2 separate regions of the Homo sapiens genome follow, and region 1 is linked to region 2. The links are chromatin loops, found by intact Hi-C in ENCODE. Cell type or tissue: A673. All regions are shown on one strand. Each heading gives the region's core, and the rest is flanking DNA. Links, peaks and the distances in the headings are about the cores only. Region 1 overlaps ASIC2 (acid sensing ion channel subunit 2). Region 2 holds the start of ASIC2 (acid sensing ion channel subunit 2).

Evidence for each region. A loop is a pair of places that touch in the nucleus more often than their neighbours do. Peaks named below come from ENCODE experiments on the same cell type or tissue, not always from the same donor. Only the 100,000 strongest peaks of a DNase experiment are listed, where the experiment ranks them.
Region 1: a loop joins it to region 2, with 4 times the contacts of the local background. A loop is called at or near these places in 3 of 110 quality-filtered maps.

The regions. Positions count from the first base shown.
Region 1 is chr17:33,133,490-33,148,731 of GRCh38, forward strand. All of the region lies in intron 1 of ASIC2 (acid sensing ion channel subunit 2), which reads right to left. All of the region lies in intron 2 of ASIC2-AS2 (ASIC2 antisense RNA 2), which reads left to right. Among named protein-coding and RNA genes, the nearest start is that of ASIC2-AS2, 29 kb to the left of the region's middle. In A673, for the core only: no CTCF peak of the experiment used is centred there; DNase peaks (open chromatin) are centred at 4,112 and 7,172; H3K27ac peaks cover 5,306 bases.
Region 2 is chr17:33,284,573-33,299,814 of GRCh38, forward strand. ASIC2 (acid sensing ion channel subunit 2) reads right to left here and starts at 8,723. Exons shown (of 10, transcript NM_183377.2): 1 at 6,836-8,723. The coding sequence starts at 7,543. RefSeq lists a silencer at 7,750-7,920. In A673, for the core only: CTCF peaks have their summits at 8,090, 8,293 and 8,997; DNase peaks (open chromatin) are centred at 6,759, 8,109 and 8,809; H3K4me3 peaks cover 5,078 bases; H3K27ac peaks cover 3,806 bases.

The DNA.
Region 1 (15,242 bases), core at 2,285-10,284, 150 kb before region 2:
AGAGTTGCCTTACATGTTATTATGCCTATTTTAGGGATGGGAAACTTAGACTCTCAGAAGTTACAAGATATTCTACCATAAACAAATGATTATCCCAAAGGATTCGATCTTAGATCTGTAAACTTTAAGTCTGTGTGACTCCAAACTTATGACACTGCTGCCATGAGGCAGTTCAAGAAATAGGGAAGTTATGAAATGCAGCGGCAAGGTAGGTCCGTGGTGATCTCCCGGGTGAGGCATTGGAGTGATGATGAACACTGTCCCTCCTCCTTCTACCCTGCCCCATCACTACCATCAAAAGGATAGAGGAAATGACAAGCTGAATGGAGGTTAAAAGTAAAAGAGAAGAAGGGCAGAGAGACATCAATGCAAGGACTTTGTGAAGGCTTAGCGGTGGAGGGCACAGGAAAAGGGATCAAATCGTCAACCCACAAAAGACAGTCTGGGAATTATGCCTCAGCTCACTTGACAGAACAGAGTCTGAGGTGCAGAGAAAGGACCGCAGCTTCTGCCTCTGTGCTTGATTGAGGGACTCCTTCACTCATGCACTCAACATCCAATCTCCTACATGCCCAGCACTGAGGGTTATGGAGAGGCCAAAGACACAGAAGGTGAGGGGGAAGATATTGAGCAAGTAATATTACATATGCAAGTGCAAAACCTTGTTTATTTCTCTAAGTGACTTGGTGTGGCAGATGTTACCATCCCCATTTTACATATAAGAAAGCCAAGCTCAGAAAGGTTAAGTCAGTTGTCCAAGGTAGAGCTGGGATTCACACCGAGGTCAGTGTGCTACCAAAGCCCGTTCCTTTTCACCAGTGCTCTCTGCTCCCCTGCTGTAATACCTGCCCTCCAAAAGCTTACAGAGCAGAGGGATGGCAACATTGATTGCCCCAAGGAGGACACTTTGGAGAGTGAAAGCAAGGAGCCCACTCAGTATTATGCCAGATGGGAGGCAAAACCTGACACTGTCCCGGGCAAACTGGGATGTAGTCCCCTTATACTAAAAAGGAGTTATTTATATTTGTGTGAGGATTTAAAGTTCCTCAGAGCCTGTTCTTACTTTCAGTCATGTTTCATTTATATGGCAAAACAAGAAAGTTTCCCAGCTTGCTGAAGCTCATCCTTTCAAACACTTCCAGAGCCTGGATAATTCTGGATGGTAAGCATTGAAACGCAGCACTGGTTGTCCTGCCTGAGTAGAGAGCCCTCAACCTGGGTTGTCCCCGGGCTGGCCTTGCTCTCCCACTTGGCTGGGGAGGGCTCCCATGGCTTGTGGTGTCAGGAGCAGAGCTCTGAGAAGGGGAACTCCATCATAGCCCCTGCCCCAAAGGTTGCTCCACAAGACTGGCATTCTCAGACTCTAATAAGTTCTGTACTGGGCTTTCTGTGGCTGGCTTCCTTCAGAGAAACTCAAACCAGCATCAACTAAGTCAGAGACTTAGGATAGCAGAGAAATATTACCACAAGAAAGATGAGAAGGCCCTGGAGGTGAGAGGGGGTCTTTGAGCTCAGTGAGTTCAAACTCTTCACATTATAGATGAAGACACTGTGACTCGGAGAAGAAAGGTGACTTGCCCAGTCATATGCTAATAAGTGGTAAAATGGGACTGGAATGTGGGTTTTCTGACTTCCAGGATGAAGTTCATTCCGCTTAGCCCTGCTGCCCTCATGAACGTCCTGCTCATCCTTCTTCCACCCCAGCTGCCCAGGACCTCAGGAAAGTGCCCGGAACATGCCCCGCTGTCTCATCCCTCCATGCCTTTGCCACTGCTCTTCTGCCTGCCTGGAATACCCTTTCCAGGAATACCCTGCCTAGAAAATACTTTCCCCTCTTCAAGAGGAAGTGGAAGCATCCCATCTGGGCAGCCTTACTTGAATCACTGTGCCTTACTCTGCCTCTCTGGGTCTTGTTCCCGGATTAATTTTTGGTATCTATTATAGGGTGGAATTTATGTGTCCATCTCTCCATTTGACTCCAGGCTCCCAGAGGGCAAAAATTTGCTCTTGTTCATCTCTGTATCCCACTGCCCTGTGAGGGCATGTAGCGAACTCTCAATCAATGTTACTGTATTGAATGGAATGAGAGGTATGACAAGAGGTTGGGAAGGGGCAAAGATGGAGCCAGGCAGGAGGAGACAGGCTCCGACACTGACTTCCTCATGTCACCATGTTGACAAGGGAGGCCCTGTGTAGAGAAGGGGTTTAGAACGGGTCTAAGGGAGCAGGGGGAGAGGCAAGGGGGGCTGGCAATCCTAGAGACTGCTCAACCCTGCCTCTGCCTGTTGGAGTCAGCCTTTGGAAAAGTACTAGTGAATTAAAGCCCAATAAAAAAGTCAATTAAGTCCAAACTCATTTATGCCTTAAGCTCCTCCAAGCCAGTGAGCTGGAATGCAAGCTGGGCCAATATTTCTCCATTTCCCTCCATGTCTACATTGGTCTCCAGTGAGGCAGCCGTGACACATTTTATTTCAACTATAAATGGGGCAGATAGACGGGTAGCAAAGTAATGGCTGCTGGGGGCTCTCTGGATCCCATCCAAGAGATTCATGTCAGTGGGCGTAATGTTCATGTCCTGACCTTGGGCTCTGATAGAGCATAGGGAATCTGTGTGCTTGTGCATGTGTTCCCGTGTGCACGTGTGTTTGCATACATGTACTGGGGGTGTGGATGTGTCTGTGTGCACTATTGTTTGCTATATATAAAAGTGCAATTTGCACATTTGTGTGTTGATTCATCCATTTATTCCACACATATTTACTGAGCACCAGACACTGTGCTTGCCTCTGGTGTTCTCAAGATAGAGAAGGTTTCAGCTCTTACACTTATGGGTTATACGGTCCAGAGGTCTAGAAAAATACACACAATAAAACAAGTAATGACAATAAAGTGTATAGAATGTTATATGAACACAGGTATGCACATGCATGCTTGAATATCTGAGTGCATACATGCTTGGATATCTATGAATGTATGTGCATGAATCAAGTCTCTTCTGTGTGCATGTGTTTTGTGTAAGCTGAACCCAGCTGACCCATGTCGTGGAAAACTTCTTCTGGAAGCCCTTGCAAACCAGTGATAGCTAAAGTGATGTGATTTGTGTGTGTGTGAGTTGGGGAAAGATGAGAAGAAAGAATTAAAGTTGTCAGTGGTATCTGAGTCTGAAGAAGGGGCAAAATACTTAAAGAGTATGCATAACCCATGGCTTCTCCACTTTCCTTTCATTTCCCCTTGAGCTCATATGACCATTGCTCACCCACGGAACCCTCAGGAGGCTAGGGCTGACCCTCATTGTTGGGATAGATGGAGAAAGTCTGGACTAGGGTAACAGCACATGGATTCTATTCCCAGTCCTGCTGCTAAATAGGAAATTCATTGCAAAAAGGGATGTGGAGTTAGGAGTCCCAAACCTGCCTTTACCAGCTGTACAACCTTGGGCAAGTTTCTTAATCTCTCTGAGCCTCAGTTTCCTCATTTGTAAAGAAAGTGTAATAATCCTGTCTCTATCTACCATCACAGGACTGCTATGACAGTCCTGTTCTAAAGCACCCATACAGAAGTGGAACGTAGCTAACATTTCTAACAGTTATTGTTCCTACACGGGACAGCCGCCTGCTGCTGGGCCTTTCTAAAGGAAGCTTTGACTCCACTCACATCTGATTCCTTGCATAGCATTTTGCTAAGTATTGTCCCCAAAATACTACTTCTATGAGATGCTTAAAGGAAGAAAACAAGATGCTGTGGTCTAATAGGTTAGAAAACGCTGGGCTAGCTAGGGTTAAAGATGTTTATTTCTTACAGAACTTATCAGAGGCTTTATTATGCCAATGTGCATTGTGAATCTCCAAGTGGGTGGCAGAGCATACACCACTTCTGTCTGAGATTGGATCCCTCCAGGGGCTAGAATTTAAGGGCAATGGTACATTTGAAGGTGACTTCAGGAAGACCTAGGAAAGGAGTGCAGAAATGAGGTGGGGAAGGGAAGACAACCAATATAGCATATATTTGGAGCCAGTTCCTGCTATGGATGACTGGGGCTTAGCCCTGCAGGGGACCTCTGAGAGATGGTGAAAACCACACTGCAGGGTTGGGGAGGAAGCTGGGCTCATTCCTATTTATTGTTGGTTGAGAGCTACTCTTGGAGTGTTGCCATCCCAGGAGTTTTGGCCTGCTCAGTGCTTACACCCAGAGTGTTTCCATGGCTGGCAGATGTTCTTGGGCAGAAAGTCACTATTCTCAGGAAGTGCCTGACAGCAGGAATAGAGTACATGGAGGTGATATGGGACAGAGCACTGAAAGCATCTGCTGCAAGTTCCTCACCTGACTTGTTCTCCAAATGTACAAAATCCCTCCACAGATGAGCCCTAATCTATTTTTCAAATTGTAATCTTTCCCACTGCCTTTTAGCCTAAAAGACAGGCTGTGTGGATTGCTACAGTGGGAGTGGATTGCTGCAGTGGGAGGGGTGAACACAAACCATCTCTCTTCTAACTTGGATTTCCGGTGACCTTTAAAACATCTGTCACTTGATGTACCTTATGGAATAGGGTCTGTGGCTCACAGTAGGGCAGAGGAATCCAGCAGTTTGGGGGACAGAGGGTCCTGGGAGGTGGTTATTCAAGAGGTCTGGCACCAGGAAAGCCAGAATTCTTGCTGGAAAAGCCAAGATTGAGACTGGAAAGTCAGAGTTAAGCTTTAGATACAAAGTGCCAGCAACAAGCAATGGATGGGCTAAGGTGGGAGAGCCTATGTCAAATGTCCCTTCCATGAGCCACTGCTTCAGGAGTTGTCATGGTGTCTCAAGGGAGCCATGTCAGGCTGCACAGAGAACATCAGAGCTAGAAGCACAGGAACCCTGAGGATTATTTAACCTTTAAATTATCTAACATTTAAGTACAAGGAAAATTGAGGACTAGAGAGGTGAAAGGACTTCCCCAGAGATTACACCCAGCAATTTAAGAGCAGGGCATGAATCAGAACACACATCCCTTGCTCACTATTGAGACCTTCACTCGGAAGTCCTTGACTAGTACACTTCTTCCTGCCAAGAATTTGACCATTGCCCGTGGATTTTTTGATGAGGAAATAATCCAAGCAACATCCCTTTGCTCCAGCCCCTTCCTGCCCCACCTTCCTGCCATCAGCGGTGGCACCGAAGCCCTCCCTTCACCTTTCCTCTTACTTCTTCATATTCCTCGGAGGGCTCCCTGCCACCTCAGGTAGTAATAATATTTTTGATTTTTAGACATGCCAGCAAGTTTTTCCAGGCAATGTGAGGAGCACAAATGCTAATGCCTCCATCTGGGGATTATGTTAATATACTATCTTGAATTGACATTTTAAAAAAATGCATATTTTAACTGGCTGCCTTTTCTGTCTCCAAGTCCAGGATCACATAGTATTTAGTGGGATGGTAGAAGTGGTTAGAGAAAGGCCCTGGGTTGGGTTGGAAGTAGTGCCAGCCTGGGGATCAGAAGTCCTGGAATTCAGTACCCTGGCATGTGGCCTTAGGTGGGGCACTTCTCATGTCTGGGCCTCATTTTCCTCAATTGTAAAGTGGGAGGGCAGGGCTGGACAATCCCTAAACCTCCTTCCAGCTCTCACCATCCATGGCTTTTGACTGTCAGAGTCTCCTCAAAGCTCTTGCCTTCTTCCATCATCTTTGCCCTGGATTCCAGGGCTGCCAGCAATGTCACCTCTCCCTGACCTTGGGACTGTTAGTTTATATGCTGGGGACAGACTCTTTCCTGCCTACCTGTTATCTCTCTTGGACTTACCTCCCTAAACTCTCAACCTGAGGCCAGCCCCCTCTTCTGACTGGAGTGAAACATGGTGAGGATGGAGCTGTTTCCAGTCCCTTCCCCAGATCTATTCTTTCTCTGAAGCCCAAAGTAAATTTTCTTGGAAAAATCTTTCAGTCCATTCTGTGTCCAGAATTTGCTAAATATGATCCCCTTTTTGCTTATCCAATAATTGGTGACTGTTGTGGGCAACACTGTTTTGGGCACAGCCCCCCACAACCCTTTCCTTGATGTTGTCCCACACTTCAGTGACCACCTTGGCCAGGCCCCCAACATCTCTTATCTGGGCTACTGGGGTTCCCCTGGCTCTCAGCCTTGCTCTCTGCTGGTTTGTTGCTGATGCTGCCAAAGTCCCCTTCATTCCCTGCAGCAGCATGTCCCCTCCTGCTGGTCTCTCAGACTGGGCCCCTGGTTTCAAAGACTCACTCCCAGACACCCCTATCATGGGCCATGCCTTGAAGAGTACCTGTATACTTCCCCTCCCTTCTTTCCCCGGAGAGACAAGATTGCAAGCTTGGATAAGTGCAGAACTAGGAGGCAGGAAGAAATGAGTGTCAGCCTGGGTCCTGCCATTAGCTATTGTGTTCTAATGCTAGTCCCTTCACGGTACAGAAACTCAGTCTTCCCTAAAATGGGACTAACACGTTTTGCCCCATCTACCTGCCGGGGTTGTACATGGATTCGTAAAGGAGAATGTGCTATACAGAAGGGATTATTTGGGTGTTTTTTCAAATGTCTTCTGGGGGCCAGCTGCATCAGCACTACCTGGGGATAGTAAGAAGATACAGATTCCTGGGCCTGGCCCAGAGCTACTGAACCAGACTCTCTGATAATAAGGCCCAGGAATCTGGGCTTTAAATAAGCTTCTCAGGTGAGTCCCGAAGTCTAAGGCTCTCTGGTTATTGTGATGGTAGCTGGCACTCCCAGATTGTGTTCCCACCTCTCCCTTTGGCTGCTTGGACCCACTGCACATGCTCTGAAGACTTGATTTGTGCCTAGTGTATGGGCAGCTTCTCTCCACTCCCCAGTGCTGGGATAATTTTTGAGTACATCGGAGAAGCAACATGGTGTAGTGGAAAAAGCAGGAGCTTTGGAATTAGACCAGTATTTGAACCCCAGCTCTGCTACTGATTATCCATGTGACTTTGGGTAAATTGCCTGACTCCCTGAGTCTTCATTGTTCTCCTTTCTATGATGGGAATTACAGCAATTATCTCAAGGCTGTGGTTAGCATTGCAGGAAATATATATACATAAAGTAGCTGCCACATTGTACAAGCCCATGAAAAGCTATTTCCTCCACCCAAGGGGCCAGAGACCTGCTGTGTTTGTTTAAGGTGGGTGTCACGTCACATGGTGTGTTTGGACTGAAACCCACAGGGGACCTGATTTGGGAAGCCTGGCAGCAAGTGTAAGACTTTTGCTGAATTCCCCAGAGCCCAAGCCTTGTCCTGAAAGAGACCCACGGCTCCCTGTGCAGGACTATTAAAGTTAAATAAGCTGCTCTGTGAGACATGCATTATTAAAAGCATGCTGGACTAGCTGTTAAGCCCAGCCAGGGCTGCCTCAGTGAATGGGGCTCCCCTGGGGCACATTCCATCCGGGCCACAAGGCAGAACCACAAGACAGAACCACAAGACATGGACACAGCATGAGCACAGCCTTTGCCCTGGATGGGGCAGCTAAGCCTGAGCAGAGCAACACAGTGGGCTCCTGCAGAGCTCTGGGGGCTCTGAGTTGCAGCTTTTCATTTGCAAAGAAAGAGAGTCGCCTGTCTCCCTCATTGGACTAGGGGCTTTCCAAGGACAGAGCTGTGTCTCTCGCATCAGAGAGTGAGTCCTCTTATGGCAGCCATCAGATTAGGTTTCTTGGGCAGGGCCATATCTCCATCACCAGATTGAAGGACTCCTCCCCAAGGGTGAAGGCTGCTTGTGATCTTTGTCCCAGAAAGTATCTAGAGCATCCCTTTCTCCCAGCCTCTAGGCTCCTGCAGCCCTGAGGGCTCTGCCCCTTGCTTTGTAAGCAGTAAAAAAGCAGAAGGCAACCAGCTTTCTTTTACAGGTTGTTGGGTTTTAAATAAAGATAGTTAAAATGATTTATATTCTGCTCAGGGGGAAAACTGGGGAGAGGAAGGAGGAGTAGGTTTTCCTGGCAAGGAAAAGCGGCATAAAATGTCCCACTAAATGCTCACTCAGTGGCCTCCATTCCTTCAAGCACAGAGCAAACACTTGTGATTTAAGCTACACCCGGTGACAGGTTAGTATCAGAACTGTGACTGTGGGTTTGACCCAAACACTTTGGTGTTGTAAGGCTTCCCAGAAGACAAAGGACAGAGAGGGAAGAGCTGATTCCAGGGTGAGAAGAAGGGGTTCCTAGAGGGATGGCGGTAGCTCCCAGCAGATATAATTCCCATTACATGGGCTTCAACTCTTGTCCATTAATTTATACTCTGAGCTCTAGGTCAAGAGCTTGAGTAGGAGGTTGACCTGAGCTTCTCCCAGCTCTGCTGTTAACTCATCATGTTTCCATGCGTGAACCTCTTACCCTCATGAAACCTCAGTCATTAGTGACTTGTGCTTTCTTAAAAACACCATCTGTAACTATACAGGGTGTCCATGAAGTCTGAAAACTTAGGTGAATGTACAAAATAGCAATAAGGACATCTTCAATTTGTTACAAAATGAAATCGTATCTATGTTTGCAGACCCTATTGGCATATATTTATGTGTGTAAGATTATTTTATAAATATCTGTCTTCTCCATTAGACTACAAACCCCTCAAGAGCAAAGACCAGGAGTTTGTTCTCTGTTGCTTTTTCAGCACTCTGCACAGTGCTTGGCACATTCTGAGAGCTCCATACATAGTAATTAAATGAATTAATAAATAAACGAATGGCAAGGTTTATCTTGGGAATGGGGAAGGTAATGAAATAAAGTAAGGACTCAAAAGTGAGCTTTGAGAGGATGTGCTCAGATGTTTGAGACACCCAGCTCATTAACTGGACTCTTTATGGTGTTGAGAAGTAGCATTTCTGCCCAGAGTATTTGGTTGTGATAAAAGAGGTAGTAGAGAGGTAAGATTCACCATGCAGAGGCGAATCCACTCTTATCACCCAGCTGCTTCTGAACATTTATAGATCCCTTCTCTGTCTTCAAAGGATAGCTGTATTCTTTTATAAAGGATTAGACTCTTGCTCTGAGAATTTGAACTCATAGCAGGTCAATGCACACCCAGCCAGGGGTCCTCAGCAATGCAGAGCAGGTTCTCTCTCTCTGAAGAAGACAGAGCACAGAAAGCACAAAGAACAAGTGAGGCTGGTATGGGGCTCTGGGGCATATGGTTCTCTTGGCTGGAATGTTAAGTCCCTCACTAGTCCACTTAACTTTTCAGACTCAGTTCCATGACCACACCCTCTACTCAGGTAGAACTGACTGCCTTCTCCTTTGGGCCTCACTGGAAATATAGGTATTATTTTATCATGTGTCTGAACATACCAGCAATAAGCTATTTATTATGTATTTGTCAATGTTTCTAGATGTGGTGACCACCCTCTATATGTATCCCGTAGATGGTAAATTTCCTTGAGTGGTTGGTGTGGCCAGATGAAAGGGTTGGTCACTGTCCATGGTCCTGAAGGCTAGGGCTGAGTGTCTTCCAGAACACTGAATCATGGATGTTTCCCTACCTTCTTCCACATATAAACCAAAAAGCTCAATAAGGGCTTAGTGATGAGCTGCGAGAAGAAAACATGGGTCCCAGGGTGACCCAAAGAAGGATGTGATTGGTTCTACCTGTTGCATGTGACTCCAAAGCCTGCCAGCATGCTACCTGATGCTAGTCAATAATTGAGATAGCAGTGTAGGTAGGTTGCTTAGACCGCTGAGTCTTTCTTAGATCATGGATGCTAGCTTCAGGTGAAATGTAGATATCTTGACATGTAGATATCTCAGGTGGACCACATTTAGGGACAAATATAGGTTGGACTTGAGGTGTGCTAAAGTCTTTTGCATTCTAGGGAGCTAGGAATTGCTCATTTTCAATAGTATTAATCTCATGATGAAAAGTAATTATTACACCCTTTAAAGCATTTCACATGTAGTTTTAAAAGTGCAATTTATTGAACACCTACTATGTGCCAGGTACCATGAGAGTTGCTTTTGTTTCTCATATATTATCCCTAATCCTTCAAATAACCCAGTTAGAAAAGCTATTATTAACCCCATTTTGGGAAGAATAGAAAATTGTCAGAATGGCCAAACAAGCAGCCCAAGGTCACAGAGCCAGTTAACAACTGAGTTAACTCCTGACTGTTGGTCTCTACAGACAGTCTATGTCTTTTTACTAGTCTATACTACCGAATCTTTTACCAACTGCCTAGCAACAGAAAAAATAGTTTCCATAGCAACGATAGTAAAATCAGTATTGGCATTTGGATAATCCAATTTTTCCAAAAAAACCCCCATAAAACAAAAAATCCAACCCTAAGCTAGTATTCCACATCTGGAAATGTAATTGAAGAAAACAATCTTAGCCATGGAAAAGATGTATGCATAAAGGAATGTACTGAAGCATTATCTACAATCTTTAAAAAAGTTGCAATAAGAAATGTCCAACAATAGGAGAAAGATTAAATGCAGTGTGGTGCATCATTCAGTGTAGTAAACATGGTCTGGTATAATATGGTCCCACTTGATGCCCAACCCTTCTCTTTCTAGGAAAGGCTTCCATTTTCTGGGAACCAACTCCCCCTGGGCAATAGTCATATTATAAGACCCTACTTTCCTGAGCCATGTGATTGGTCCGGGGTGGGCACCTCATCCAAGCTGGGCCAATCAGTTACTTTTCTGGAATTAAAAAACAAACAAACAAAAAAAAAAACGAAAAACAAAAACAAAAACAAAAAAACAGGTTTAGAGACTGCTCAGTTTCTTTTTGGGAACATGGAATGTACAGTAATATCAGGAATATGGCTGGCCCTGTCTTGTCCCTGTGCAATGAGGGCAGAAGAGGGGGCCCATGGTGAGAGAGGGAAAGAACAAGAGTGGGGGAGAAAGAGAGAGAGCGGGTGGGATAGGGAAGAGAAGGGGATGGGAAGGAGTTGGGTGCTTGTGAGCAGTAAAAGCAAAAGTGGAGTCCCTACAGCACTCCATCCTGCTTCCAAGTCTTCCAAGAGCTCAACAGCACTTGAACCCTGTGAGATACCCTAGCATTCTTCCAATAAACTCCTCCCTTTACCCAAGCCAGTTAGAATTAGATTTCTCTTATGTGTAAGTGAGAGAGTCCTAATTTAAATAGTAGGGGTTTAATACCCTGTGTTTTTAGGAAGAAAATGTAGGGCTGCCTAGGGTGACCGATGCATAATTCCAAGGTGGAAAACCTCTGGGCCCACAAGAAGCAGCCTGGGGGAGAAACTTGACATAACCAGAGGAGAAGGTGTGGTGTGCACTGAGCCCAGAGCTCATGAGGGTTGGGGAGCTGGGACACCCACTATATGGGTATCTATCATGACTTTAGGACATGTACCTAGACCCCTACCCTTCCAGAAAACTCACTCTCCTGAAGATACTATGGAAATCAGACAAGTAGTGGATGAATCCGATCTGAGTCATTGCTCCTTCATTTTCATTGGCCTGGAAGCTCCATGACAATCAAGGTTGTCTCCTATTCAGCTCTGCATTCCTAGAGCTAGTACAAGGCCTGGTGCAGAGCAGGTGCCACGTGAGTGCTTACTCTCCTCCAGGAGGTAGACTGGAGTTGCATTTCAGTTCCCTTCTTACTCAATATATGGGGTTGCTATTTATACATAGTCTCTCAGCTTCAAACCCTTCTATGTTCTTCTTTGATGGTGGGGCCAGGACTCTGCAAACTATATTTTCTGGTTCCCTCTTCCCAGGAGACTGGCAGGCCTGGGTGGACTGGGGAAGGCAGCCTCTACCAGCTTCCAGCTCAGGTCTGCACCCTTCTGGCATCAGGGGACATTGATGGTCCTAGACTCCAGTTTCTTTTGGCATTCTTGGCACCACTGCAGCACCAGCGTTGCCATGCACCTCGTCCTCTGGGCTGCCATCCCTGCCTGCGGTCTGAGCAACTATTGGGCTACATGCCATAATCTCTTTAGCAACTGCCTGGCATCACCTCCCGACTAGATCGTAGTAACACCATTTCTTCCCTTTCCTTGCCCAGCCCTAGAGGGTGGCAATGGCTTCCTGCAGAGATTAATCTCCAGGTTACCTCACTGCTCTCTTTTGGCTTTTTCAGACTTCTAACACATGCATAAGATATTTCCAACATTAAATAGCCTTTGTTTCAAATTCCTTACCTATTTCCGTATTTCTGACAATACGTGATTTATTTTAACTTTTTTTGAATCTCAATTTCTTCATCTATGAAAATGAGGGAATAATCCTTAACTCTTGAAGATGTTGGGAGAATTCAATGACATGATAATCAAGTACCTGGAAGAATAGGTGCTTAAAAATGCTGGTTACTCCTTTCGCCCCATGACCAAATAGTCAACCTGTCTATGCAGGAGGCTTTCTCCTCTTGATGACTTGCTGAAAGAATTGGTGGCAAGGGCACAGGGCACAGGAATTGTGCCCTGAGCAGCAAGAAGCCATGCTTAGTGGAGCTCCCTCACCCTCCCGCCACAGCCGACCCAGAGACATGGCCAGTGGAGATCCATGGCCAGGTGGAGGCAAAAGTGTTCAGAATGAATAGTGTCTTCAAAACATTTCCTGCTCTTAGCACCCGCTATCTTAGTCACTTGAGCAGATTCTAATTTAGTCTCAGAAATATTCTTCAATGGCCCCAGGCAGGTGCTATATTTCATGACAGAGATGAGAACAGGAAGCTCAACTTCCCGCCTCCTCAGAGTCAATGACGAATCCCTGGAAGTCAGCAGAATGAGGAAAGGGGGAAAAGCTACCACCCACAGGACAGTTGAATGAATGAGCAACTAAATGAATACCACTGGGTACTAGGCTCTAGCTTTGGGGCTTGGAAAGCATCTTCTCTCATTCAGTCTTCACAGCAACTTACCTGTCCATGTTACAGATGAGGAAATTGACCCTCGGAGGGGTTAGGAAGGTAGCCCACATCCCAGAATCAAGGTGGCAGAGTGGGGTTTGAAGCCCACTTGGCTGGCTGCGGACCTATTCTCTAGGTCCTCCCAGAGGGCACCTGGCTCTGACTCAACTTCCTACTATCAAAAACTAGGAAACAGGTTGGCTCTGGAATCTGAATAGGTAACACTCAGATCATATTTCTTAGAAACCAAACTCCTAGTTTGCTCACAGCCAAACAGCCTGAACTGAGCTAAGACAAGAGCATCCTGTGGAGATCAGGCAGAAAGATCTGTGCCCAGCTCATGCCTCTGGAGCTCGGAGACCTCTGTGCCGGCAGAAGACAGCATCACACCTGTGTCCTCATCTGCTCGACCTTGGCTTTCAGCTGGCTGGTTTGCAAAGAACAGCCGAGGCCTAGGCCAGAAGGAGAGAAGGAGGAGGATGCATTTGGAAGGACCTAGAAGTTACATGATAAATGCCAGAGGCCTGGGGCTATCTGCTTGGGAGCTCTTATTACTTCAGTCATTCTCAGGGGGGAAATCAGCTCATAGCAAACCCAACCTGAGCCACTTTCCTGTGCTAATGTCAATCAACGGGTCAAACTGAGTAATTCTATTTTTCACTGCTGCTGTTTCCATTTTGCTCCTTGATATCTTCTAAAGAACTATACTCCCCTACTTGGAAAATGTGCTTGCTTATTTTTATTCCACATCTGAAGTAAGAACTTAATAACTATCAAGTCTGGGTAAGGCTAGGTAAACTGGACAATATGACAAGAATAGGGTAGATGGCAGGAGTGCTATTATTTTTATCATTGTAGAAACCTGTGAAAATTTAAATATTTTAGAACACATAAAGTGGATGGTAAAAACTGCAAAAAAAGCAGACTTAAAAAGTAAATAAGAGAAGAGAGAAACCAGTTGAAGCAAACATTTGAGATGAGCTAGTAACAGTATGTGCATTGTGGATTCAGATCCAAATATCCTGATAGCCAATGTCCAAAAAAGAGAAACAATTTTCATTGTTTGATAAAAGACATCATACAAGTTCAGCTGGTACTTAAGTCTAGAAAGACAGGTGGGCTGATGTTGTCTTACTCAATAGAAACAACTGCAACTTTGATAACATTAATATACACCAGTGTTTGGGCCAGAGGAAGTGTTGTTCTCTCTAACAAGTTTCAATTCAGTATCTTTTTTTTTTCTTACATTTAATTGGACACAGCAGGATTGTCCTAGAGGGACTACGGTGCAGCAGCACAGAGGAGGTAAAATAATCTTTCTGTGTTTGTGCCATAGGAGGATCTGCTAATAATTTTTCTAATGAGCAAAAATGACCCCACACTACAGTGAAATCCCGGGCCAGTGCCAACTTAGACTCAGCTGGCATGCAGGGGAAGCAAGGAGACTAACATTTATTGACCGTGGCACATCCATCACTTTTAAATGCTTGCAACAAGCCTGTGGACCCCAATTTAGCTCCTACTCAGGGGCTTCCCTCTCCAAGTTGGAGCTGCGTGCTGTGGGCGCTGGTTTTCATCACAGACTGGAGGACCGGGATGCATAGCTCTGTATGTTCACTTGGAATCCTGCAATATCCAAGCAGGTGAACTTTGGAGACAAGGACACTTCACGCTACTGAACAGATGCAGGAAGTGAGGCCTGGAGAGGGGCAAAGACCAGAGTAGAACCAGGCTTTTCATTTAAGACAACAAATCAAGCATCCCTAAAATGTAAAGTAATAATAACAACGCCTTGTCAGTATATAATAGGAGCACAGTTAGCAAGGTGCTTCACACCTTCTGTGCCGTTTCATCTGTCCCACAGGTTGACAGGGAGATAAGCAGACTTTATGCTTTTAGTGAATGCCATACTGCACAAAGAAACATTGACACATACCATATGCTACCCACATAAGCCAGCAGTGATTAAACTCATTCCACAGGTAACTGAATTGGGGTTCAGGAAGGAGAAATGAACTGCCCAAGGTCACACAGGAAGTGGCAAAGCCAGGACTCAATCAAGGTCACCCAACTTCACATTTAAGGTTTGTTCAATCCTACCATGATTCCTTTCACCTAAACATTAGGATGTGCGAGAAGAAGCACACTTGGGTATCAATGCATCATTTCCAAAGTGCACAGTGACTAAGATCCTAGGGCCGGAGGTCAAACTGCCTGGGTTTCAACCTCAGTTCTGCCATTACCATGGCTGTGCCATTTACTTAACCTTACTGTGTTTCAGTTTTCTTACCTGTAAAATGGAAAGAATGATAATAAATTCCATACTTCTTTATTATGAAAATTAAAAGATGATGTGAGAAAGCATTTAGATGGATGTCCTGCTCAGACCTCAAAAAATATTAGCTCACAGTATTT
Region 2 (15,242 bases), core at 3,626-11,625:
GGCTTGGAAGATTGTGAGTGGTACCCTCTATGAAAGGATTTGTTCTTATCAGCATCTCTGAGTGTTGGCAGAATGGAGCCATAGGAAAGAACATGGGCTTTGAAGCTGGACTGATCTTTCGTTGAATCGTGACTCTACTACTTCCCAGATGCATGGCTTTGTACCTCCTTGAGCCTCGGCTTTCTCATCTGTAAGCAGGGTTCCATGACACTCATTCATGCTGTTAAAATTGAATGTGACTGTTTATGTAACAGGTACCCAATACAAATCCTAGGCTGTTTCATTCCAGCCCCACTCCCTGTATATCAGGAAGCTCCTTTTAGACTCAGTCACTCCGATGAGGCACATTGACTGTTGCAAGCCTATTTACCAGAAACAGATCAGACTTATGGTCATCTTGGTGACTCAGTGCCTGGCACACAGTAGGTGCTTAATGTGCATTGACTCCAATTGACATCCAATTGAGTCAATGAAATTTACTCAATTTCTGAGTAGTTCATCCAAGCAAATCACTTAGGAGAATGAAGGCAACCGACCCGCGAAGCAAATGTCCTGGCTATTTCTCCAGCCCTTCTCCATTGGGCAGACATTTGATTGATGCCTTCGTGACTGGCCAAAGTGGCCCCAAAATAGCCACTATCAGAATCATCCTGATGTTGGTCATTTTGGATATCTGCAGACCTGAGTGGAGTTTACATTTGATTCCCTAAACTAATTTCCCCGAAGTCAAATAACTGGTGGAGGTCTTTTCATGTTCCTTGTATAAATGTCTATTTAATCACCATCCTGTCTCTAGCACTTCAATAACTTGTACATTTCCCCCCTTAATTACTGTTTCAGCTCTGCAAAGAAAAGAAATGGTTGGCTGAAAAACTCACGCCATCTGCACTATTTGAGCTCTCCATTCCCCTGACTGCCCACTTGAATACAGAACTTTTCAGCTAAATCCCGTTGATCATTTGGCTCATGCCCTCATATTAAACAGGAGAATCCTGAAACCAAAGTCACTCAACTAGCCAGGGCAAAGCTGAGGTTGGGCTGGACTTCCCAGGACACACCCTGCCTCCTACTGATGGACTCCTTCCTCATGCAGCTGCAGAACGTGCATGTACCTTTGCAGTCAGGAGGACTTGGGTTCAAACCCAAGCTTTGTCACCTGCTGAGTCTGTGACTTTAGGTGGATTACAGATGCTCCCAGCACTGCAGTTCACCCATTTATAAAATGTAGATTTTCACACAGTCTTCCAGGGTTATTGCACAGAATTGAGATGACATGAAACATGCCCAGCCAGAGTCTGGCACATCACAGCTGCCCAATGCTATTTGCCTTTGTCCTTCACTCAAAATTCTCACCGCAAGTCATAATAATGGAAATAGCTCACATTTCCTGAGTGCTTACTTAGGGCCAGGAATGGGTCTAAGCACCTCACATGTATTAGCTTATTTATTCCTCTTTCTCTAAAGACAAAAGTATCTTTCTTGATTCCCTAAAGCTATCCATCCTCCCAACTACTGGACTGCCTGGCCTAGTGCCATTTCAACAGAGTTAGCTGATTTTAAACAATATGTTGCTGAAATGATTTCTTGCTTTCTGTCCTGGCAAGTAGCAGCCAGCTTGTCTGATGTGACAAAATGTGATGAAACTAAATGCTGTTTTCTTCGCTTTCAGTACATATGAGTGGTCCAAAATCTGAACTCAAGGTTAACTCTTGCAGAGGGGGTTGGGCAATAGTGAAGGGTGCAGGGAGGAGTGGCTTCTCATAGAGTTAGGAACAGGGTGGCAGCTGGGGTGTTTGGGACACAGATGAGGTCTCTCTCCACAGTCTAACAACCAGTAGTGAAAGAAGTCAGAGTTTTGCTGCAAAGTTCAAAAACTTTAGTTTGGTCTCCAGGCACCCACTACATAATTGCATCGTCACCCCTCAGCCCAGCTCCCATCTCAGCACATCCAGTCCCTCCCTCCAGCCACCCTGAACTAGGCGCGGGGCCTAGAATGCATGTGTTCAATCTCATTATTTCATGTCTCTGAACTCTTGCAATGGACTCCTGTCCTCTCACCCTGAAGTCCTCTTTCTCTCCTTTTCTACTTTGGAGCTTCTACTTATCCTTCAAGATTTAGCTGAGATACCACCTCCTCCAATAAACCATCGAAGATCCCCAGTCTGATCCTTGGAGCCCACACAGCACCTCTGTACGCTCCTGGTATCTATTCACACACCTCTGTCCTCAACATCACTGAGAGCTCCCAAAGGGCATGTACCAAGCCTTATTTAATTTTATACCCCCCAGCAGCTAGTACAGAAACTTAGTATATAGTTGACCTTCAAGAGACATTGGTCGATTGAATGAATGAACTGGAAAATGAGAAAATGAGCATATATCTCTACTCAGGTAAGTGGTCATAATATGATATGATAATTATATGAATAGTAATTATGAATAGTAACTATGAATACTATGAATACTATAGTAAATATGAATAGCAACTGCTACCATCAGATGTCAAGACACTGAGCTGAGCACTTTATCCACATTATGATAATGGCTCTTGAATATTGAGCACCTACTGCTGTCCAGGCATGTGCCAGTTATTGCTCATATGTTATCTTCACCTCAGATCTCCGAGGCAGGAATTATTACCAGAGGCTCATGGAGCAAAGTGTCTGTCCAAGGCACAGAGCTAGGAAATGGCAGCACCAAAGACCCACGCTGAGGTCTGCCTGGCACTCTCCCCTGAACCATGCCATCTGCCAGAGAGAGAGCCATTGCTCCTTGTTCCTGCAGAGGACCTCAGATTGGCCTCTGTTGGTTTCTGTTCCAACCCCCTGGTTCTTCTTCCAAAGCCCCAGTGCTCAGATAGCTCTGCCTCACTGTTTTGCATCCCACCCAATTACTGGGAAGGCTCCCTTCTTCTGGCCCAGGAAACCCCAGAAGGGCCAGAGTGTGCAGAGCTCAAGTCCACAGCTGATGCCAGGGAAACAACACAGGCATTCAGAAGCCAAGCTGCTTTATCTGACTGCTGAGAGATTAACTCTTGCACAGCTGCAACAAAGAGAGGAGCTGCAACTAAACACATCTCGAGTGGGCCTAGAGGATAAGACCCAACAGACACCCCCCTCCCCTGCCAGGTTTCTTTCCAGACCATGGGACTAACTGGCTGAAATGGGACTTAGGGACAGCTGGCACTTCCCCCCAAAGGCCTCCTCTAGAACTCCATCTCTCACCTGTTGCTCTAGTCCTCTTAGGATTGGGGAGCACAGGTGTCTGGGGAGTGCTTGGCATCTTGTTTTCTACTTTCCCTTCTCTGTTCCCAAAAGGAATAAATGCCCAGAAGTGGCCTGGTTCTCACTGAAATACATTTCACTGGTGTTCTCTAGAGGAATTAAGCCAGGAGCCTTGTTGCAGGCTACACAAGACAACAGGGAATGTTGGGGGTACCTGATGGAGGTATGCATTCCCCAGTCCTTTCCTGTCACTACTTGTCAAGCTGTCTGTTGGGTGCCGGAGGCAGCAAGTACATCAGATATGATTCCTACTCTGGTCTGGAGGGGGAGACAGGCACAGTCTAACAGGTGTGATGACATGTGCCTGTGTGAGGATTGACATCTAAACAGGGTGGAAGAGGGGCAAGAAGGGGAAGGCATCAGTTGTTTGGTGATGTGGCATAGATGCAGCAGGTGGTCAGGAAAGGCTCCAAAGCAGGAGAAACCCCAGAGCTGCCTGTTGAGCAGGCAGGTGTCCCCCAGGCAGACAAAGCAGCATGAAAGGGGAGTTACAGCAGCAGCGGAAACCAAACCAAGCAGAGGGGCTTGAGGAGCAGGGATTCAGCTGTTGGGAGCTGTTCTGTAGACCTTGAGTATATGGTATGAGGGAGGGTGTGGCAAGAAATAAAGCAGGACCAGGTGGAGGGTCTGAGGAGCTCAGGTCTTAATCTGAGGACAGCTGAACCACTGAAAGGTTTGAAGAAGGGAAACCATGTGCTTTGAGCAGTGCTTTAGAGACTACTCTGGCTGTAAAGCAGACAATGGGATGCAGGGTGTTGGCTGGGACAGAGCTTGAGGCCAAAAGACCAGTTAGGAGGCTGATGTGATTGAAAGGAAGCATTTCTATAGGAGCTCAGCAGAGTTTTCAGAGCTCTCTCTGACACACACACACACACACACACACACACACACACACACACACACAACTAATATGGTGTATACAGTATTGTTATCTCCATTAGATGATTTAGGAAACTCAAGAATAGAGAGATTAAGTCACTTGCCCAAGGGCACATGGTAAGTGGTAGACTCAGAATTTGAGCCCAGTCAGTGCAGCTTGAGAGTTCATGTTCTCAGCCACTACACTTTGGTGCCACTCCATCAAAGATGACAAAGGCTAGAGACAAGGCAGTGTGGTTAGAGGAAAATATTCCTGACAGGCCTGCTGTATATTTGGGGCTCCCTGAAATAGCTTCTGGCTTCTACAGACAGAGGGGTGAAGCCTTTAATTCTGAGGTCCTTGGAAAAACCTACAGCATGCAACTTTAAGGGGCTGGATACTCCCAGGACTGGGCCATGATAGGAAGCCACTAGGGGTCACCTGAGTCTCCAGGAACACATACCTTTGGGGAATGGAGGTAATACTTTTGCTTGGATGTGTGTGTGCCTGCAAACTCTTCAAACGCAGGGACTCAGAGTACAGGGAGGTAAGAGAAGGGTGTGCCCCAGTGGGAAGGACCTTACTGTCTTCAACTCCCTAACAATTGACCCACACAACTCATGGCCATGCCTGCTGCAGAGGTTGAAGTCAGGTGGCTCCTGAAGGGACTGTGTCCTCTGCATGCCACAGGGACATGTTGCCAAGACTCTGATGACCTGGGCCACATGGGGTGGCTCCACTTTCCACTCTCCCAGCTCCTAGGAGGGACAGGATTCCTAGGAGTAGAGGTGGGGGAGAGGGCAAGAGTCCTGTGTAAGTCCTCTGAGAGAAGAGAGGCCCAAGGTCAGAGAGGAAGGGTACCTGTGGTTTCTGTGTAATGCAATTAGTGGTATGCAAAGTTGGACTTTGAACTTGCTGGCTCTGAGCATTGGACAGCTTTTTAGAGCTTCATTTTTCTTATTTTAAAAATGGGAATAAAACTCATTAACGCAGGGCTGCGGTGAGTATCAAAAGTGCATAGTGGCTGTTAGAATGCAATTCCACACACTTTGCAAAGCAATAGTCAGATTTTCAGAATTACATTTGATGGGCCATGCTGTAAAACTTGGAGCAGGAGCGAGGGCCTGTTGCTACTTGGATGTAACCTTGAACTTTAATCTAACTCTTGAGGCTGCTAATTAGTGATCAGCAAAAAAAACAATAAACAACAAGAGATCGCTGCCCTCATTCCTTCAGCTTCGTGGAACTCAGAATTGTGCTTGGAGTCCTGGAAGAAATCACTTAGAAGCATATGTTAACAGCATCTCCTACTTGCCAAAGCAGGGAGCCATCAGGTAGATATTCTTTAAAAGCCAGCTGAAAATCTCAGGAAATAAGGAATGTTTTCGGAGTGGATAATTCAGGGCTACTAAATATACAAGCTTAAAGCAAAGCCAGCAGGACAAGATTGAAGCCAGGATTGCCTTCCTAGACAAGGAATAATCCAATCAGCCAATGAGAGACCTGGTCTGACCGGCATCATGCCAACACTTGTTGGAACCGTGGCATCTCTTTACCATCCCAAAAAAAGCTTTGTCAGAAATGAGGATCTCAGGAGTGATGAATCAGATCTGGTAAAATCACCATCATAGCACTACCAATAAACACACACACCAACCTTCCCTGCACTAGTGGAAAAGCCCAAACCCACCTAAGGGACATTTACACACGAATGGCTGGACAGGCATGCATCATGCTGGGGCCTGGCACCAGAACTCCTCCAAGGCAGACTGCACAAGGCAGATACCTTCTGTCCAACAGCTGCGTTATCCAGACCCACAGCGTGGGGGAACCGGCACAGCAAATGGTTTACAAACCCTAAGCACAGCTTCTCCTGGCCGCGGCTGTTTGCATCCACATGCCTGCTAGGATGCTTTCTCAACTCCGGAGCAATCCTCCAGACCAGAAGACCCACACTTACATTTTATGGGGGACGGAGGCCAGGTGAAGGGCCCAACCCTGGCGCACCACTGCTCAGTTCCGCTGGATGCTCAAGACTCCTGCATTTTGAAAAAGTAGCCAAAGCATGCTGCTGCCTCTCCCACCAAACTGTCTACAGCTTCAGTGTTGGTTTTCTGGGAGTTTCCTCACAAGTTCTCCTAGATTCTAAGTGTTTGGGAACTTTGAAGACATAAGCTGCTTCGGATCGTAGGCCTGCTTAGGGACTCTGCGTGATTCCCCTGATGATCCATTTTTCAAGCGCTTCCTTTTTTTTTTTTTTTTTTTTAAGAGCCGTCTATTGGTTTTCCCAAAGACAAGAAGTCCGCACTTAAGAGATCTACACTCCAAACACAGAGCAGTTTCTTGGAGTCCTGAGGGCCTGGAGTTGAGGTCGGGAAGAAGGAGGCTGACTAATATTCACAGACGGGACCATAAGGAGTAGAATGAGGGCTTTGGGGGCTGACACTGGAAGGAGGGGCTGGGACAGGGGAGCTCCCACTGGTGGGAGGCGACTCCTCCTACAGTTAAGTCCAAGTTCCCACAACCTGCAGGAGAAGACTCAGGGGACCCAAGAATGGGTTCTGCCTTGGCATCGTGGAGTGGTAACACTGCAAGAGGCCTGGGGACAGCCCCGAGGGGGCGGAACACCAGGCCTCCTGACTGCCGGGGAGTGGGGCGCAGAGGGAGCGGGTTCGCGCGGAGGGCAACTCACGGAGGAGAAGTTGTGCGGCCCGCAGAGCTCGCCGCGGTACTTGCAGGAGAGCAGCATGTCCTCCAGCTGGTGGCCCAGGCGGTCCATGAAGGCGGCGCTGATTCCCTCGAAGTGGCGCGGAGGCAGGAAGAGGCGGAAGTCCGCCAGCTTGCGGAACCACTGGCGGCGCGGCTCGTCGCCCCGCAGCAGCTCGCTGACAAGCGGGCGCGCGGTGCGGTTGGGCAGCAGCAGCCCGAGCCAGTGGCCGGCATAGTAGAGGTCCCCCTTGGAGAGGCGCGGGAAGCGCAGCGGGTTGTTGTTGCACACAGTGACGGCGGGGAAGGGTAACTGGCGGCTCCACTCGCGGTGCACCCGCGTGTGTGACGGGAAGCTGAGCCAGTAGAGCAAGCGGTTCGAGGACCAGGACAGCAGCAAGCCGAAGGATGTACAGAAGGCCAGCACCCACAGCGCCCGCCGCTGGAAGGAGCCCCCAGCCGCCGTGCGCCCGGCACACATGTGCCGCAGCCCGTGCAGTTTAGCGCGGCTCAGCGATGGCCGCCCCCTGCGGGCGACCCCTGGCCCCTGCAGCGCCCGCTCGCCGCCTCTGCCGCCCCCGGGCTGCCCGGCAGCCGCCAACGCCGCGGGCGCCGGCTCCTCGCGGGCCATGCGGAAGCGTCCCGGGCCGGTGAGCGCGGCTGCGGGCAGCCCGGCTCCGCCAATCCGGCTCATTCATTCAGCCCGCGGCTGGCGGCAGCGGCGGCGGCCCCGGCCGGGCGGAGCCGCCATGGGAGTCCGCAGCAGCAGTGGAAGCAGCAGCAGCGGCAGCCGCGCGCAGCCCGCGCCAGGGAAGCGTGCGCCCGAAAGGAGCTCCGGTGGCGCGGCATGCCCGCCCGGCGCCGCCGCTGCCGCCTCCGCGGGCGCCCGCCCGGGGCTGAGCGCCGCCTCAGCCCGCAGCCCCTGGCAGTGGCCTCTCCCGAGCGCCTCCCAGGCTTTCCCGGCCCCTGGTCTTCCTGGAGGATGCCCGGCGCCCGGCACTACTTCTGGAGGGGTCCCACTGGGAGCCGCCTCTCCAGTCCCTGGGTGCTGCGCCCGCCTTCCCTCGTCCTGGACCTCGGGGGACCCTGAGCCGAGTCCCCCCTGCCCCGCCTAACCCCAGCTTTTACGCTGGTCCTGGGAGAAGGGCCACTCGGCCACCATGCCTGATCTGGACATCCCCAGGGACCCCACCAGCCCGGCCCGTAGCCCAGCGGTGCTGGGACACGGGAGAGAAGGCGCCAAGGAACGAGCGCCCCCAGAGGCGCACCGCGGCTCCTGGCTGGGCGGGCGGGGTGGGTGTGTACGGGGGTGAGTGGTCGCCTTGCCGGCTGCCGCCTTCTTTCCCTTCCCCTCCAGGACCCTTCCTTGTTACTGCTCCCTGGGCTGCGCTCGGCAGAGACCTGCTTAGGCTTCCCCAAGTCCTGCGCCTAAGTCCTGCCAGGCGCCCGCTCTCGCCTGGGGCTGAGAGCTTCTCAGGGCGTCCTGCGGGAGGCTGTTCGCCGCCGGGGTCCTTCAAGGATGCTAGCCGCAGGGAAGTGTCGCTTCTCGCCTCGGCTCTCCCAGGTGCCTCGCGTCTCCAGAAAAGCCCAGCCTTGCTGTCTCTCGCGTCTTCTCTCTGCCCCCGCGGCGACAAGAGCTGGGGACTGCGGGGACCCGCCAACACCTCCCGGGGGTGACCCGGACTCGCTGCTCCGCGCGCCCTTCTCCTCTCGAGACTCCGAGCTCGCGGTGGCCGTGACGCCGGCTAAGCTCCTTCCCCGGTTGCCCGGGAGAACCCTCTTTGGGCCCCAGGCGAACTTGGGCAGCGGCCGCGCGACGCTGGCGCGGCTGGGCTCCGAGCACCTGCTCCTCAGCTCGCTGGCCCCGCGGCTCCGGGCGGGCGGGGCGGCGGCGGCCGTGAGCGCCGTGCGCTCCTGGAGACGCGGTGCTGACGCGCCCGGCTCCTCCTCGCTGCATTTTAATTCCTGGCCACTGTGGCCGCTGCACACCGAGCGGGAAGCCTCTTGCTGGAGTCGGCCGGGTGCGGGGGTGGGGTGTGGTGGGGAGCGGGATGGGGATGCGCTGTACAGATGTGCTCAGGTGTATGGGCTTGTGGGAGAGATAAGTAGTATAACCATTGTGCTGATGTGGCCCCAGTGTAGACAGGGGTGAGAGGACTCCTGAGGGTGTGAGATGGGCTGTAGAGAGAGCGAGTTGCTGTGTAGTGTGGGCATTTGAACACGATTGCGAGTGTGGTGCCAAGTATTGGGTGTGCGTAGGATGTGCATTGTGTATGTGTGAATGGGCATTTCTGTGAAACTCTTGAATGTGAGCATGTCTGCGGGTGGCGTGCTGTGGCCATTAGAGTGTGGTGCATGCAGGATGTAGTGTCTATGGTGACGTGTATGTTCCGTGTGTGTATGTGTGCACTTAGTGAGTCCTGGGTTTGAAATGCATGTGTTGATGTGTGGATGGATATCAGGGTTTCTAGATGTGGTGTGTGGTTGGTGTGTTTTGTGTGTGTGTGTATGTGCATGTGTTGTATGTAATGAGTATGTGTGTTGAGGCATTGCGAGCAGGGTAGGCTCAGTGCGACAATCCTCCCCTCAGCCTCTTAGGGACATCCCATGTGTGTCCCAGCCCCTTCCCTGGAAGTGCCTACTGCTCAGCCCTGGCCCAGTCTGCCAAGCACAGCTCTCCAAGAGGGTGGGAAGGGGGAGTAGGACTTCCAGGGACAGGAGACTCCATCTTTCCCATTCCCCTTGCTGGGACAGGGAACACTTGGAGCCCCATTACTCCATGAGATAAAGGGGTTTTCCAGACATTATCCGGAGAGTAGAATTTGGTGGTGGAGGCAGTGTGAAGGGACTCCAAGGGTGGGAGGATGCTCCAGTGGAAGAAGGACCAACGTGTGTATCCTTTGGGGAGAGGAGGCTTGGGGAAGCAGAGATTTGGGTGTGGAGAGGAGTTTTACCGTCTTTGTAATGATGAATTAGGGGCAATTTGGCCAGATCTGTTGAATGAGCTGTGGGTTTCCAAGCAGGAGAGAAGCAGTGCTGGGATGGGCTTTCCCTCCCCACTGACCTGAGGGCACCCTTACAGCGTGATGACTCCCTGCATCTGGTCTCTGGAGAAGAGGACCTCTGAGCCCCTCATTTCCCACTCACCCACATACATACATCCACACAGTCACACATGTACAAGCACACATATACACAAACACACACACACACTACACATACAACACACATATACATGAACATACATGTATACCAACATATACACTTAAATGCATATATACCCAATGCATACTGCATACATACATACACACAACACACATACATATACACAACACACACACACCTGGAAACCCTTCTCACTCATCTGGGGAAAAAGCTATTGCAGTTGGGCATTGATGACAGTTTGCTTTGGGTTTGGTTGCTTGAAGATGTCTGTTGCTGGCTTTGAGGGGAGGGTTCTGAAGCTGCCTGCTGTACTGGGGCCTCTACCAAAGGCTCATACTCCAGTGCTCCCAGCCTGGTCTCAAGGGTCCTGGAAATGCCACAGTGACCCGTGTCTTGGCCAAGGTGGGGTGACCTAGTGACCTCAGTGCAGTTACTGATGAAGCAACCAGGACAAGCATGTGCCATCTTCCAGCATCATAAATCTGGAGTGGCATGAAGCTCTATTTTATAAAAGCCTTTAAAACATTTTGGGTTTCTGATGTGTTCAGCTGTTGTGGGCTTGCTCTTTCCTAGCTATTTCCCCCTTGAAATGTACATGTGCTACTTTTGATTGACCAACTGTCTTCTCTGCCATGGGATTTCCTGTGAATTCTCCAGATGGTAGCTCTTTCAGGGAGAGGAGGGGTATCCTGCTTAGGCCTCAAGGGGCCTTGACACAGAAATCTAGAGAAAGACACACGGGCAGCTAGTGACTCCAAGCAATGATTGATGGCTCTCTTTATGGCACATGTATGCAGCACATTCTCTATGCAACTTGAAATACTCCCACCCTCTTCTCTGACCAGTTCTTTGACCAGCCCAGTGAAATTCTGTTCTTTCTTCAAATCACAGCTTATGCATTGCCTCCTAGGTCAAGGTTTCCTTGATTCTCCCAGACAAACTTGGGTCATGTTTTTCCTATGATCCCAGCATACCTTGGAAGATTGATACCTCTAGGATAGCCCTTATCATTGTTTGTGTCCAAGCCTTTCTGCTGGACTATGACCCGTTTGCAGACAGGGACTACACCTCCTTCATATTTGTATCCCTACCTCTTAGCACAGTGACCTAGCACGTTGATGAAACACTGTTACCGGGGAAGAGGAAAAAGGAGCTAGTATTTCTTGAACAACTACTATACGCCAGGTACAGAACTAGGCACATAAATAAATGTTATTTAATTTCTCACTCCAACTCTGCGGGGGAGGTATTTTGGCCTTTTTTATACACTATTTGTTTTTTAGGGATGAGGGTCTTGTTATGTTGCCCAGGCTGGTCTTGAACTCCTGGGCTTAAGCTGTCCTCCTGCCTCAGCCTCAGAGTGCTGGGATTACAGGAGTGTGCTACCATGCCTGGCTATTTTTACCATTGTTGATGCAAATCCTTGGTGCATGCACAGGATTTGAATCCAACTCTAACTCATTTCAAAGTGCAGGGCTTCCCCCCTCCATCATACTTCCTTACAAAATTATATTATTATGATAATAATATAAATGTGGGACTTCCTAAGTGCTAGGGCCTCCTGTAAGTGTTTTACACTAAAAACAAGTATCATACATGCTCTAAGTGTTTAATCCTCAAAATGAGGCAAATACCATTTTTTCTCTACTTTAAAGAGGAGGAAACTTTAACCACAGAGAGGTTAAGTTACTCACTTTAAGCCACACAGCTACCAGTCAGGAGAGCAGGCTTTGCCCAGGTAGTCACTCCATCCCTGTGTTCTCCAGCCCTAGTCCACGCTGCCTCAGTTCTCAGAGGTACTTGGACACAATAGCTCCTGTGGATTAGTGTTACCATCCTGGAAGACTCCCTTGGCCAGAAAAACAAATTCATGAGGCAGAACAGGGGTGACCCACATAACCTCTCCACCAAGAAATTAGCATTTAGCATTGTGATGTGCCAATCATAAGTTTTTAGGAAAATTTCCCTTGTTTATCTCTGAAACATCTGTTCACCATGCCTGGTGTTCTGGCATTCTGTGTGATGTTGTGTGCAGTGGCAGGAAAGTCTTCTGGCCAGCCTGCCCTCATTCTGGGGTATAACCACCACCACCACCACCACCACTGATAAGCTGTTTTCTCTCATTAAATGAATCTGTTGGGAGGGGAGATCAATGTAAGTGAACACGGTTTTCTGTTTTTGTAATACAATTTTCAGAGCTGACACTTGTGTGGCTTGATCAGGTTTCACTGGATCCCTCAGTGTTCCTGTTTACCTGCTACTCAGAGGCTCAGAATTGGAAAGTATCTGAGATACTACCTAAGCCTCCTTCCTGCCCACTGTAGGAATCCGTTCAATACATTCCTTCAGTGACAGTGTAATCAATTCTATTCTGGAACATCTTGCTGTGTTTAAAGCTTCTTCCTTTCATCAGATTGAAGTCTGTCTCCATGTGAATTTCTCCCATTTCTCCTAATTTATCCATGGGGACCCACACAAAAATAACTTTGGTATTTCTTTCACATGGAAACTCTTCAAACTCTTTATAGAATCAGAGCACGTTGATGCTGAAAGGGGTCTAGCAGTCCACCTGCTAGTGAAGTCCTCAAGACCATCCTTTCTTCTCCAGGCTAAATGTCACCAGTTCCTTCAACTGTTTCTCCTGTAGTTTTTGCTCTTGAGATAGGCTCTTGGGTGTGAATCTCCTCGCAATGTGATCCTCCAGCCCTGTGGAGTATAAGCCTACCAACCCTTTTACTCTTGATCTGGTACTTCTAGCTCCTGATATTTCTGCGGGTGGTTGGGGGCTCTTGACCGTCCCCTTGCTTCAGGAATTTCATGGAGGTGGTGGGTGGAGAGATGAAACAGCAATGATGGGTTCTTGGTGTGCTGCTTAGAATGCTGTATGCACTTTCTTTTAGGGCTGTTATGCAAATGGTGATAAGAGCCACATTACTTTTAATATTAAAATTCACTGGCCAGGTGCAGTGGCTCACGCCTGTAATCCAGCACTTTGGGAGGCCAAGATGGGCAGATTGCTTGAGCTCAGGAGTTTGAGACCAGCCTGGGCAACATGGCAAAACCCTGTCTCTACAAAAAACACAAAAAATTACCTGGATGTGGTGGTGCACGTCTGTAGTTCTAGTTACTCAGGAGGCTGAAGTGGGGGGATCCTGAGCCTGCAAGGTCGAGACTGCAGTGAACTGTGATCATGCCACTGTACTCCAGCCTCGGGCATCAGAGTGAGACCCTGTCTCAAAATAAATAAATAAATAAATAAATAAATAAATAAATAAATAAATAATAAAGTTTATTGATGTTATGAGGCACATGGGCTTTTGTGGGGGTAACTGTGACCCTAAATCAATCTCTTTTTTCCCCTTTCTCTGCCTTTTTTTTTTTTTTGGTCTTATTTCTGTAGTTTTCGTGGCTCTGTGTCAGTCTGCCTCCCTCTCCCCTCCTGTCTTTCCCTTCTCTTCTTCTCTTCCCTTTTTCTCTCTCCAACTCTGCCTGAAGCTAGGGGTGCTCTCTGATACCTTTTTATTATTTATTTATTTATTTATATTATACTTTAAGTTTTAGGGTACATGTGTACAATGTGCAGTTTTGTTACATACGTATACATGTGCCATGTTGGTGTGCTGCACCCATTAACTTGTCATTTATATTAGGTATATCTCCTAATGCTATCCCTCCCCACTTCCCCCACCCCACGACAAGCCCTTCCTGTGTCCAAGTGTTCTCATTGTTCAGTTCCCACCTATGAGTGAGAACATGCGGTGTTTGGTTTTCTGTGCTTGTGATAGATTGCTGAGAATGATGGTTTCCAGCTTCATCCATGTCCCTACAAAGGACACAAACTCATCATTTTTTATGGCTGCATAGTATTCCATGGTGTATATGTGCCACATTTTCTTAATCCAGTCTATCATTAATGGACCTTTGGGTTGGTTCCAAGTCTTTGCTCTTGTGAATAGTGCCGCAATAAACATACGTGTGCATGTGTCTTTATAGCAGCATGATTTATAATCCTTTGGGTATATACCCAGTAATGGGATGGCTGGGTCAAATGGTATTTCTAGTTCTAGATCCTTGAGGAATCACCACACTGTCTTCCACAATGGTTGAACTAGTTTACAGTCCCACCAACAGTGTAAAAGTGTTCCTATTTCTCCACATCCTCTCCAGCACCTGTTGTTTCCTGAGTTTCTAATGATCGCCATTCTAACTGGTGTGAGATGGTATCCAAATCATGAGTGAACTCCCATTCACAATTGCTTCAAAGCGAATAAAATACCTAGGAATCCAATTTACAAGGGATGTGAAGGACCTCTTCAAGGAGAACTACAAACCACTGCTCAACGAAATAAAAGAGGACACAAACAAATGGAAGAACATTCCATGCTCATGGATAAGAGGAATCAATATTGTGAAAATGGCCATACTGCCCAAGGTAATTTATAGATTCAATGCCATCCACATCAAGCTACCAATGACTTTATTCACAGAATTGGAAAAAACTACTTTAAAGTTCATATGGAACCAAAAAAGAGCCTGCATCCCAAGTCAATCCTAAGCGAAAAGAACAAAGCTGGAGGCATCACACAACCTGACTTCAAACTATACTACAAGACTACAGTAACCAAAACAGCATGGTACTGGTACCAAAACAGAGTTATAGACCAATGCAACAGAACAGAGCCATCTGATACCTTTCAGTCAATGCTACTGGTGGCATGTGGGGCCCTAGAGGTGGCCAGTGTTATAGCATCTAAGCAAATGTCCAGGAGTCATGATGGGGACACCTGTACTGGTGGAAGGAGAGAGAGGACTTCTCCCCTGCGGTTTTACTCATTGCACATGGATATTCCTACACCCTTCCCTTCCTTCCACCATGGAACTGGCACTGGAGTTGTTGTTCCTTCCTTCCTTTCATGTGCTTCAGCATCTCCACTGCCTTTCTCCCTCACTCTGTTTTTTTTTGTACACGCTTGGCCTCACCTAATTCTCTCTTTTTCTGGGGTCTTTTTTAGATGCACCAAGTGGTTTTTTGCCCTTTTAGTCATTCTCATTTTACTTGACTTCAAGCTCTCAGCTCCCTTTCTTCTATCACAAGCAATTCCCAGGTATAAGAGGTCAAAGAAGGGGCCATGACCACCAAAAGAAAGAACGTGGGCTAGAAGGACCAGGTCCAGAGTAAAAGGAGCTAGGAAGCTCATGCTCCACAGGGCTGGAGGAAGTGTGGCTGA